4 separate regions of the Homo sapiens genome follow, and regions 1, 2 and 3 are each linked to region 4. A link is a contact called in ENCODE Hi-C or POLR2A ChIA-PET data. All regions are on one chromosome and are shown on one strand. Each heading gives the region's core, a stretch centred on a gene start or an enhancer-like site at or near the end of the contact. The rest is flanking DNA. Distances are from core to core; before and after follow the strand shown.

What was found. A loop is a pair of places that touch in the nucleus more often than their neighbours do. ChIA-PET counts read pairs that join two places held with the same protein, here RNA polymerase II (POLR2A). Pooled maps may share reads with other maps.
Region 1: a map of PC-9 shows a loop between it and region 4 (3-fold over the local background). The contact joins the enhancer-like site here to the promoter of MAGI1 in region 4. A Hi-C loop is called at or near these places in 1 of 168 maps with a recorded cell type or tissue (PC-9). POLR2A ChIA-PET finds 5 or more read pairs at or near these places in 1 of 52 experiments (endothelial cell of umbilical vein).
Region 2: a loop to region 4 is called in a map of ascending aorta, with 7 times the contacts of the local background. The contact joins the promoter of SLC25A26 here to the promoter of MAGI1 in region 4. A Hi-C loop is called at or near these places in 6 of 168 maps with a recorded cell type or tissue (Caco-2, ascending aorta, chondrocyte and 3 more), 3 of 37 single-sample maps with no recorded cell type and 25 of 50 pooled maps. POLR2A ChIA-PET finds 5 or more read pairs at or near these places in 4 of 52 experiments (Caco-2, MCF 10A, PC-9 and 1 more).
Region 3: a loop to region 4 is called in a map of heart left ventricle, with 4 times the contacts of the local background. The contact joins the enhancer-like site here to the promoter of MAGI1 in region 4. A Hi-C loop is called at or near these places in 24 of 168 maps with a recorded cell type or tissue (A673, Caco-2, Calu3 and 14 more) and 17 of 50 pooled maps. POLR2A ChIA-PET finds 5 or more read pairs at or near these places in 3 of 52 experiments (BJ, OCI-LY7 and WTC11).

What each region holds. Positions count from the first base shown.
Region 1 is chr3:65,853,709-65,856,408 of GRCh38, reverse strand. All of the region lies in intron 1 of MAGI1 (membrane associated guanylate kinase, WW and PDZ domain containing 1), which reads left to right. Among named protein-coding and RNA genes, the nearest start is that of MAGI1-AS1, 39 kb to the left of the region's middle. Within about 2 kb of position 1,313, at least 5 of the 41 ENCODE cell types and tissues checked have a DNase peak (open chromatin) inside an H3K27ac peak, as active enhancers do; they include PC-9, where a contact is called at or near this core.
Region 2 is chr3:66,219,748-66,222,498 of GRCh38, reverse strand. It overlaps SLC25A26 (solute carrier family 25 member 26), which reads right to left and starts at 1,498. Exons shown (of 10, transcript NM_001379210.1): 1 at 1,372-1,498. The coding sequence starts at 1,404. RefSeq lists enhancers at 875-1,374, 1,496-1,555, 1,726-1,885.
Region 3 is chr3:66,180,703-66,183,402 of GRCh38, reverse strand. The region is part of intron 1 of LOC107986095 (a long non-coding RNA gene); the gene reads left to right. It also overlaps a transcript of SLC25A26 not described here. Among named protein-coding and RNA genes, the nearest start is that of SLC25A26, 39 kb to the left of the region's middle. Within about 2 kb of position 1,448, at least 3 of the 41 ENCODE cell types and tissues checked have a DNase peak (open chromatin) inside an H3K27ac peak, as active enhancers do; they include heart left ventricle and heart right ventricle, where a contact is called at or near this core.
Region 4 is chr3:66,037,484-66,040,183 of GRCh38, reverse strand. It overlaps MAGI1 (membrane associated guanylate kinase, WW and PDZ domain containing 1), which reads left to right and starts at 1,266. Exons shown (of 23, transcript NM_001033057.2): 1 at 1,266-2,188. The coding sequence starts at 1,876. It overlaps LOC105377128 (a long non-coding RNA gene), which reads right to left and starts at 1,231. Exons shown (of 2, transcript XR_001740440.2): 1 at 986-1,231; 2 at 1-132. RefSeq lists a silencer at 1,179-1,298 and an enhancer at 2,251-2,700.

The DNA of each region.
Region 1 (2,700 bases), core at 64-2,563, 180 kb after region 4:
TTCATTTTTAACTTCTGCCATCTGGGAGGGTATGTTACAGGGTTGTGGGAGGCAGGAATGGATAAGCTGTGCATTTGATTGGTATAGAGAAAGTTATGAGTATACAGGGAGGTAAAACCTGCATTCTACTCTTCTGGAGTCTTCTATTCCCTTTTGCTTTTTCTTCTCCCCAACCCGAGGGCGATGCCTGGACACCCTACCTAGACCTTTACTATCCACTATGGTAGCCATTAGCCATATGTGACTATTTAAATCGAAATATAAGTTAGTTAAAATTAAACATAATAAAATACTCCTCCCACCCAGTCCCTCAGTTGCCATAGTCATATTTCAAATGCTCAGTAGACACATGTAGCAATCATATAGGGCAAAGCAGATCTAAAATACATCCATCATCAAGAAAATTCTGCTGGTCAGTGCTGGACACAGTAAGCTCTGGAAGAGTCCTGTGTTGGTCTAACACCATGTCCTCAGGCCAGAGCCAGGGGTGCCTGGCATGCGAGAAGCTTCCAGTGACTAGCTGTTGCGTAAGTGAGGGAAAGAATGAGTGAGTGGATACACATGAATGAAGGGCTTCATTTCACATTTGCTTGAATTGGCATGGTGCTTTTCCCCACCAGAGCCAATGTATCTATGGGGGTTAATGGGCTATCCGGTGTTGGTTCTTACAAATCTACATGTGCTATCTCCTACTTTCTGATTTTATTTAATTATGTTTTCTTTTCTTTTCCTTTCTTTTCTCTTTTTTTCCTTTCTCTCTCTCTGTTTCTCCCTTCCCCTCCCCTCTCTCCTCCCCATCTCCCGTCTCCTCCAAGGTCTTACTCTGTTGCCCAGGCAGGGATGCAGTGGTCTCATCATTGCTCACTGCAGCCTATAACTCTGGGGCTTAAGTGATCCCCCCTGCCTCAGTCTCTGAGTAGTTAGGATTACTGGTGCAAGCCACTATGCTGGGCCATTTTATTTTATTTTATTTTTAAAGTTACTTTATTTTATTTGTAGAGATGGGGGTCTTAGCTTGCCCAGGCTGGTCTCAGACTCCTGGCCTCAATCAATTCTCCTGCCTTGTCTCCCAAAGTGTTGGGATTACAGGTGTGAGCCATCGCACCAAGCCCTTTCCTCCCATTTCTTTGGTACTGTTTATCTCTTTCTGCGGATCTCAAAGCAAACATTTCACAGGCCTTTTTTTCTCTTGTGGACTCACAAGGCTTCCTGCTTATAATGGCATCTTTTAATGAGCACATCCTGTCTGCTGGTTAGGGTGCTAAGTGCTTCAGGCTGTAAACTCACCCCCGCCCCCCACGGATTTGGGCAGGTTTTTATCAGCCCAGAGTTTAAATAATAATTTTTATGCTTCAGGTGTGGCACACCCTCTGCAGCTGCAGCCAGCACCATCCATCCCCTCTTGCATAATACCCAGCAGATGTTGTACGTAGTTATTTATATTACCTTCCTTGTCCCTGTAGACGTTTGACTTTGCAGCCCTTGATTAGGGGATGCTGTTTACGTTTCCAAGGTGTCATACTTCTCCCTTTGGTTGTGGACTTCTGTGGACTTCTCCCTTTGGTTGTGGTTGTAGGTATTCCCCTTTCAGTAGTGTGACCATCTGTCATGGCTTTGCACCCTGGGAGGTTTGCAGGAACTGCGAGTCATGGTGCTACCAGATGAGCCAGGCCACAGCAGCTCATTTAGGTGACAGAGACTAGCTGTGTTTTTAGGTTTGTGCCTCATTTGCAGAACCCTCTCGTGGGACATTTTATTCAAATTCTTCCAAACAAAACTTCCTTGAGTAGTATTTGTAAGAACAGCATTGAGCTTTTCCATGAACATATTGCAAAGTTATCCATTTTTCAGAAAAGGTGGCTGTTTATTTTAATCACATGGAAATGGTGGTTGTGAAGACGCTGGCATGGGAATTTCTGAGCTTTTGAGGAGAACTCAGGATTTTCATGGAGAGATGGAGGCACATTATTGCCTCATGCACCTATTCTTTCAAAGTTGTATGTACAAAGCACTGTCACATTTACTGGGACAGCAAAATCCTTGAGTGAAAAGGAGAAAGTGTATTGCATGTACTCATGTCTCCTTGTTTCTTTCTGCTACTTCTTTGTTGTGTTTTGTCTTAAATTTGAAACAGGGTCTCACTTTGTTGCCCAGACTCTTCTGAAACGCCTGGCCTCAAGGGATCCTCCCATCTCAGCCTCCTGAGTAGCCGATGCTTTTTTTTTTTTTTTTAAACCTTTAAATAAAAGATTAGAATTTTTACACAGCTAACCTGTTTTTGTCAGGGCAACTTTTTTTTTTGAGACAGAGTCTCGCTCTGTTGCCCAGGCTGGAGTGCAATGGCATGATCTTGGCTCACTGCAACCTCCACCTCCCTGGTTCAAGTGATTCTCCTGCTTCAGCCTGCTGAGTAGCTGGGGCTACAGGTGTGCACCACAACACCCGGCTAATTTTTTTTGTATTTTTAGTGGGGATGAAGTTTCACCATGTTGGCCAGGCTAGTCTCCAACTCCCAACCTCAGGTGATCCACCAGCCTTGGCCTCCCAAAGTGCTGGGATTATAGATGTGAGCCACCACACCTGGCCTGTCGGGGCACTTCTTGATTGAGATAACCACTTTCTCCCTGGAAGGCTTCCATATTGAGTATCAGCAGCAAAATGCATCAAACAGAGAGAAGCATTTTGAAATCATTTAATAAA
Region 2 (2,751 bases), core at 249-2,748, 180 kb before region 4:
CTTAAAAGCGGTAACATTGGCCAGGCGCCGTGGCTCACGCCTGTAGTCCCAGCACTTTGGGAGGCCGAGGCGGGCGGGATCACGAGGTCAGGAGATCGAGACCATCCTGGCTAACACGGTGAAACCCCGTCTCCACTAAAAACCCAAAAAATTAGCTGGGCGTAGTGGCGGGCACCTGCAGTCCCAGCTACTCGGGAGGCTGAGGCAGGAGAATGGCGTGAACCCGAGAGGTGGAGCCTGCAGTGAGCCGAGATGGCGCCACCACACTCCAGCCTGGGCGAAGAGTGAGACTCCTTCTCAAAAAAAAAAAAAAAAATCAGTAACATTATTTCTTTATATTTCTAAGACCTACCTTATACAAGTTTCAACAAATCTAGATTTAAAGCTATCATCCTACAAGTCTGGCTAAGACATCCCTACTTCCATATATTCCCCTAACACCCTGAACCTAGCCCACCTGTTATTTATCCCAACAGTCATTTTACTATTTTGTCTCTAACACCTGACCCTTAGGAGCAGGTCTATCTTGTTCACCATGTTATCCTCAACACCTGCAACACCAAAATTCGATAATTAAGTGACTAAATCACTGTGGGCCTCCATTTTCCCTATGAAAATCATTTTAAAAATTATTTGTCTGTCTCTGCCCATTCCACACAATGAAAACGTAGGCAGCCAAACTCTGTTTTGTTAACTGCTGTATCTAGTATCCTCTACCAGACGCTCCAAAATATTTGGTAAAGGACTTTTTTTTCTGTTAATTCATGTTGATTCTCGTAGTTTTCTGCTACGGAATTAAATACTAAGCCTGTTTATTGACTCCGCAGCGTTCCCGATGAGCTATGTGTGCTCACCAATATTTCTCCAAAGCCTAGGCTTGGAGCAGAAATAGCAGATTATGTATTGAATGAACAGAAGGACATGTCATTTTCTAAGACTGAAAAGAGATGCAGCAAAATGAGAAACGTAGTATTGAATAGAAGGGCTGGGAGCGATGTGAGTAAGGTTTTTGTTGTTGTGTTACATACATTTCTTTAATTCCCAAGATCTCTAGAGTAGTTACACTATTTAATGAAAGAGTAGTTAACAGTGTATAATAGAAGCTCTTTTTTAAGTAAATGAGGGTGCAAAAGACAATGACTCACCTTCCTTCCCCCACCTGGCTCTTATGACCTGGCAGTACAGACATAGCCTTAACACCTGGCCCGCCGGTGGCCTGGGAGCCTCGTGCTCCCTCTCAGACCTGGCTGCCAGTAACCCGAGGACAGTCCAGCCCGCAAAACCGGAAGAAAACCAGTGCAGAGAACGCCCGCGGGCTCCAATGCCGGACGCCGGCACTCTGAGCAACCCACCCCACCGCCCCGCACTCACCACCAGCGCTGCCACGAACCCCGGCCGGTCCATGGTCGCTCAGACCTCGTCAAGGCTACAATCCAAGCCGGAGCAGAAGCGGATCACGTCCTCGCGCGCTGGGCGCCGCCATGTTTGAGGCGGGTCTGTCTTGAACTTCCGGGACCACGTGACGTAGAACCACAACAACTGCACGTGCAACGCGAGACACCTGGGCCTAGGGGAGGGCCAGAGAGGAGGGGCGGGGCCTCGGGGAGTGTGGTGGAGCTAAGTCTCGGCAAATCCCTTACCTCGGTTTCCTGCAGCAGCGTTGTGTGCAGCTAGACGGAGGAACTTTCGCGAGCAAAAGATCCGTGGCCGAGATCCAGGAGAGAGCAGCGGTAGAATGAGGCCGGCGTGATTCTGAACTGTAAACCCAGAAGAGGCGTGGCTGTGGCGGAGGGAGGAGTCGTGAGGGGTAGTACTAACCTCGGGAGGCGCGATTCGGGATCCTAATCGGATATTTCATTTTGGTTTATCTCTTAGTTTTGTCAAAAAATTTTATCTGAGTTTATATTAAATTAACTCATTATCAGAAGATTATTAAATAAAGATATAGAAAAATACATCAGAAGTTTCCTGACCGGAGTTAAAAATTAGCATCCTCCATTTCTCTTTACAGAGTTACTGCATTTAAAATTATTTGTTTGTTCAGTTATTTACCTGCTCATGTTGTTCGCTGTTGTACTCATGTGTACACCTCAAAGCACACGTTATTAAGTACTTAATAACATTTCTTGGAGTGGACCTGTCTTTATTAAACAAACAAATACCTTGTAAACTTCTGTATATATTAAGGGCCAACTACATCTCAGACGTGGTGCTAAGTGATTGACAGACATTTTTTCATTTAATCCTTTCACCAACCCTATGATGTCAGCAACACTAGTGTCCTCATTTTACAGAGGCTCCTGATGCTCCAACAAGTAACCGACTCAATGTGGCTACAGAGAACACAGCAGAGCAAGCACTGAAAATATACTTAATGCCCTCATCATCTTTCCTCAAAACCGTTATAATAACCTGAGCAGGCTCCTTGCCTGGCCTTTCTTCAATCCCTATTCTATAACACTGCTAGAATTATTCTTATAATTATTCTTATTCTCTTCTAGGTAAAATGATCTAGAAATGATACGCAGAATAGCTTTAGGTGTTAGATGGAATTCAAATTCTATCACCTGCTGGGTTTGGGGATAAGTTTTCCAAGATTAAGTTTTCTCCCCTGTAAAGTGGCGATAATGATAGTCACTTTGTCATGCGGTACTATTATATTAATAGATTAAATGAGATAATGCACTCAAGTTCTTAGCCTAGTTCCTGGCTCATAGAAAGTACTCTCTAAAGGTGATGGTAATGTTATTT
Region 3 (2,700 bases), core at 199-2,698, 140 kb before region 4:
AGCCTCAGAGTTAGAGTCTGCCTATAGACAAGTTCATTGTGAGGGTGAGAATCTGAGTCCATGTCAGGGTCAGAGTCTGGGTGAGCATAGCTGAGAGTCATGGTAGTGTGAGAAACAGGATGAAGGACAAGGTCATGTCCTGTGTCAGAGTGAATGGCAGGCCAGGCTGAGGCTATGGTTCAACAGGAGGCTCAAAATCAGGGTCAGGGTCAGCGAAAGGATTAGGTTCAGGGTCAGCTTCAGGCTGAGGGTCAGGTCAAGGTCAGGGTGTGGGTCAGAGTCTGGGGAAATGCAAGGCCAAGGGTCACCAACACTTTTTGGGTATTTGTTGTATAGAATAACCAAAACACACCCTAGGCCTTAGAGGTGCATTATTTATATGCACCGAAAGCCAACAGCTGCTTCATTGATCCTCCGCATCCCCTGCTGTCCAACCTACTACTTTAGGTCCTTGGAAAGACCGACCTGAAGAACCCTGGCTCTTAGGAAGCCATCTAGAACAGCAGGAGTATCTGCTTTTGTGTTCCAAATGCCTCCCCAGTTGCATCCTTCAGGCTCATTGAGCTAGTGACCTGGGGTTGGTCCCAGCCTCCTAAAGGCACATTTTAATTCTCTTTATTAGGAGCAGAGGACGACTTGTCAGAGATTCCCTGGTCTTTTCTACTGATACCCCACCCCCCCCCCCCGCCGCCCACTGCAGGTTGAGGCCGATGCTGGGCTCAGCCAATCCTGTTATAAGCATTAGATCTTGTGCCAGCGACTTCTCTTGTTGCCTCATCTGTAAAATAGGGGAGTTAGGTTTTATGGCCTTTTCAAACTCTATGGGAACCTTTCAAGCATTGACTCCTTGCAACTTTTAGGCCTTGCTTCTTTTCTGAAGACTCTATGAAACAGTGTTTTCCAGCTTTTTAGATTCAAATCCCTAATGGCTAAAAATACACGGTGATGATCTCAGCTCTCACAATTCAGAGGCCGCCTCCCGTTTCATTGGGAATTGCCATAACTCTTACATAATCCCAAAGGTCAAAAAGGTTCTGGACAGCTTTAATTTCTATAGTTTGTACTATGAGAATAACAGCTTTTGGGGGACATTTTTCTAAATAACAAATTGCAATATGAAATCTGCTTTTTCAAACACCGCGCCCTACCACTCACTCCCTAGGAGAGCCCAACAAACTTCCTCAGGCTGTCATTTTCAGGTCTCTTCTCACCTCCCATTTGGGAATTTCTGCTCTCGAATCATTTAAAGATATTGATTATCTGCTCCACCACGGACCCTGTTCTCTTTCTTTTTGTCCTAGTTGCCTGTGCTTCGTGTCAGTTTTCAGATAAGAAAAGAGAGTGCTGTCAAGGCTCTATTTATAATATATCCTTGAAAGCCAAGTGCTGTCTTTGAGCTAAAACAAGGCAAGGCCACCCTTAGGGAGAATGAGAGCCCTCAATGCCCAAATGTGGGCACACGGGCACGCTCCCAGGCAGGCTTGCTCATGCACACACACACAACATCCAGGTCCAAACGAACAAGAGAAAAGACACGCAGGTCCAGGGAAAGAAGAGGAAATGCCTGGAATGTGATAGAAACTCAATACATGTTTGGTGAAAAAAAAAAAAAAAAAAAAAAAGACAAGGGGAGGGGATCAGGGAAGGAGGAATTCAGAGGGACTGCAAATTTAGTGAGGAAAGCACTGAAGTTGGAGTCAGGGGATCTGGATTTGAAGCCTGGCTCTACTTTTCTTAGAAATTTGAGCTTGGACAAGTTCCTTTCCTCTCTGAATTTTGGTTTCTTCCTCCCTTGAGTGGGTGTAAGATTTCCTTCCCAACTAATCTCATAAGATTGCTGTAAAAATCAAATGAAATAATAGCTATGGAAGTACTTTGTAAACTGAAACTACTATAAACAAATGAGGTGCTCAGTGTCGTAGCTAGCATTTTTTAGGGTGCCGTTTGCCAGTAACTACGACATGCTCTGTATACATTAAAGTATTTAACCTCACAACAATCTTGCAGATATAAGCTGTTATTGTTACTCTCCTACAGATGAGGAAACATAAAGACACAAAGTAATTTGCTGGAGGTCACACTACTAGTAAGTGATCAACTGGGATTTGAACCAGGCCTACCTTAGTCCAGCAGCCAATTCTTTTAACCACTCCACTACCTGCTAGGCCTTAATATGTATCCAATGCCTTGTCACATACACAAGTGAACTTCAATCTGCCTTTCAGTGTTAAAAGACATTGTATTAGTTGCCTAGAACTGCCAAACAGAATACCACAGACCAAGCAGCTTAAAGAACAGAAATTTATTTTTTCACAGTACTGAAGGCTGCAAGTCCAAGATCAAGGTACCAGCAGGGTTGGTTTCTGGTGAAGGCTCTCTTCCTGGCTTGCAGACAGCTGCCCTCTCCTTGTGTCCTCCCATGGCCTTTTTCCTGTGTATGTACACTCCTGGTGTCTCTTTCTCTTCTTATAAGGACACCAGTCCTATTGGATTAGGTCCCCACTCTTGCAAGCTCATTAAACCTTAATTACATCCTTATGGCCCTGTCTCCAAATACAGTCACACTGGGGGTTAGGGCTTCAACACATGAATCTGAGGGGGACACGTTTCATTCCATAACAGACAAGCAATAGATAAATACTCCAAAAAATAAAAAGTTTGTCTACTTCCCCTCTCTGTCCCCCACCCCGCCCCCAGTGA
Region 4 (2,700 bases), core at 17-2,516:
AGGCGCGGAGGTCACCAAGCTTGCTCAAGGTCACACAAGGGTGGACCCCTGAGCCTACCTCTCAACCTCGACTGCTGTGTCCATCCTTTCTTCATCGTTTCAACGTACCCCCCTCATTTCTTGGAATCTCTCCTGTGACCAAAGATGAACAAAATTATACATCACTAAAGAGGAAAACAAACTGCTGGGGAGACTACTCAGCAGCCTGATTTGAGGAGTATTTGGGAAGGGCAGCCTTCCTGTGGTATGGGAGTCTTTCTGTCCGCCACCTCGCCGGGACAGAAGTCACTCCATCCGCACCCCCGGGCGACCTCCGGAGGCCGCAGCTACCCCCGGGCTGCGAATTCCGAGTTCTCTCACGCCCCCGCGGGCGCCAGGACGCAGGGCATGTCCGCGCCCGGCGGGGATCCTTATCTCCTGGCCCCGGAGTAGGTCCGCAGGCTTCTCGGCCCTGCCAGGAACTTGAGGCCGGGGCAGATGATTGACTGGGTCCAGCAGTCTCTGCTGGCAGGGCAGTTGAAAAGCTAGAGGGATCTCTTTTTTGGTTGAATACCTGAACCCACACTAGCACCATGGCTTCTCTCTCTTGCCTGTAGTTTCCCGTGTCCTAAAAAGTTGGTCCCAAAGTTTAAGGATGCGGGTGTGTGTAAGAGCGCGTGTGACCCGCACAGGGATCCCAGTTGGGGAACCGGAGGATCCCACCGTCCCCCTCCCCCGGGTCGCAGAGACCCTGGCAGACCCCGCGCCAGGACCCGAACCCGCAAGCGCAGGGCAGGCAGGGAGGCGGCGAGCGCCCCGGGGCGGGTCTCGGGGGTTTCAGTGGGACCTGCGGCAAGGGGGGCGGCGAACCAGCCGGGCTGGGTGACCGACAGCCTGGCCAGCCACTGGCCGAGGGCGGTTAGGAGGCTTAGGGCCGGCGCGAGTGCGTGCGCGTGTGCGTGAGTGTGAGCGCCAGGGTGAGTGTGGCAGCCTCCCCAACCCCCACCTGTTTGAAATGGTTTTCAAATGCCAAAGCCAGATTGCCCGGGTTTCAAAAGTTGCAAACAGTTGGAGTAAAACACGTGTGCGGCCCTCCAGCCCCAAAGGAATCCGCGGAGTCCAGGGCACTGAAAGAAAAGGAGAGAGGATAGGGGTTCAGGAAGGGTTGGGGGGGAGTTGCCTTCTCCCGGCAGGTCGGTTTTAGGACCCATCGGGAAGCACGTTGGAATCTCTCCCTTCGGGGAGGAGGGGAGGGGTGGGCCGGCCGGCTGGCGGCCGCGGGGCGCATGCGCGCGCGTCTCCTGTCGCCGGCCGCTGCGCTCCGCGGCGCGGAATAGAATGAACTGTAACAAAACAAGCCGAGCCTTTGTATCTGCTTAAAGGGGCCGCGAGCACTTACCTCCCGCCCTGCTCCCCGCCGCCCCGCCACCGCGTCTTCAGGGCTCCCGGCAACTGGCTGGAAGGGCTTCCCTCACCCTCAGTAACAGCCTGCCAGCGAGGAGAGGCGAGCCGGGCGGGAGGCAAAGAGGAGGCACCGCATTTGTAAAAGGCAAGAGAGAAAGGAAGGAAGGAAAAAAAAATAACCCGAGCGGCGCAGAGTGGACTCTGGTCCGGGAGAGCACGGGCGGGCGCCGGAACGTGGACCCAGAGGCACCGGAATGCAAACAAAGCTCGCGGGCGCCTGTGCGGGGCTCGCGGGGAAGCCCAGAAAGTTTGTTTTATGATGGCTTGAGTGCGCGAGCGTGTGCAGGGGAGCGAGGCTGCCAAGTTTCTCTCTCCTGTTTTGTGATTTGGGGAGAGATGTTTCTCCCATGAACAAGCGGAGGCTTGGGGGCTCGTGCTGTGGGGGGCACCTGTCTCTCGTTTTATTTTTTTGGAGGAGGGGTGTAACTCATCATGTCCAAAGTGATCCAGAAGAAGAACCACTGGACTAGCAGGGTTCACGAATGCACCGTGAAGCGGGGACCCCAGGGCGAGCTGGGGGTGACGGTGCTGGGAGGCGCGGAGCACGGGGAGTTTCCGTACGTCGGAGCGGTGGCGGCGGTCGAGGCAGCGGGGCTTCCCGGCGGCGGCGAGGGCCCGAGGCTGGGCGAAGGGGAGCTGCTTCTGGAGGTGCAGGGGGTCCGGGTGTCCGGCTTGCCCCGCTATGACGTGCTGGGGGTCATCGACAGCTGCAAGGAGGCCGTCACCTTCAAGGCCGTCAGACAAGGTAAGGCAGGGCGCGCCTTTGGGGGGCGCCCCGAGAAAAGGAGGGTGGTCTGTGGGCTGCCCCTTATTCTCGATTTCCTGCTTCCCTCCTCGGAGCGCAGTGAAGAGAAGTTGAGGCCGTGCGCCCTGTGGTGGCGGTGAAATACACAAAGTTGTTGCGAGGTTGAGGGTTGTTTGCCCACCTGCGTTTCGAAGAGGGGGCTGGGTTTGCGCAAGGTAGCGGGGGGACGTTTCTCAGGCCTGGCTGGCCAACCTGTTATCTCCGCCACTAAGTGCAGCGCAGTCTCGCCTGCACCCGAGAGAGAGTTGGGGAACTGAGTCAGGGGCATGGTGGACGCTGTCCTGGCTCCTTGGGGGAGGGATGCAGCTGGCGTTCTTTGGCCACGAGTCAGTTTCCATACCTGCTGAGTGGGTATACAGAAAGAGAGGGTCTGTAGTTTATTGGACCTCCCCCATCAGAAAATCTGCTTCACCCCGCGACCCCTCCAGGTGAGCTAGGACACCACTGCCTGG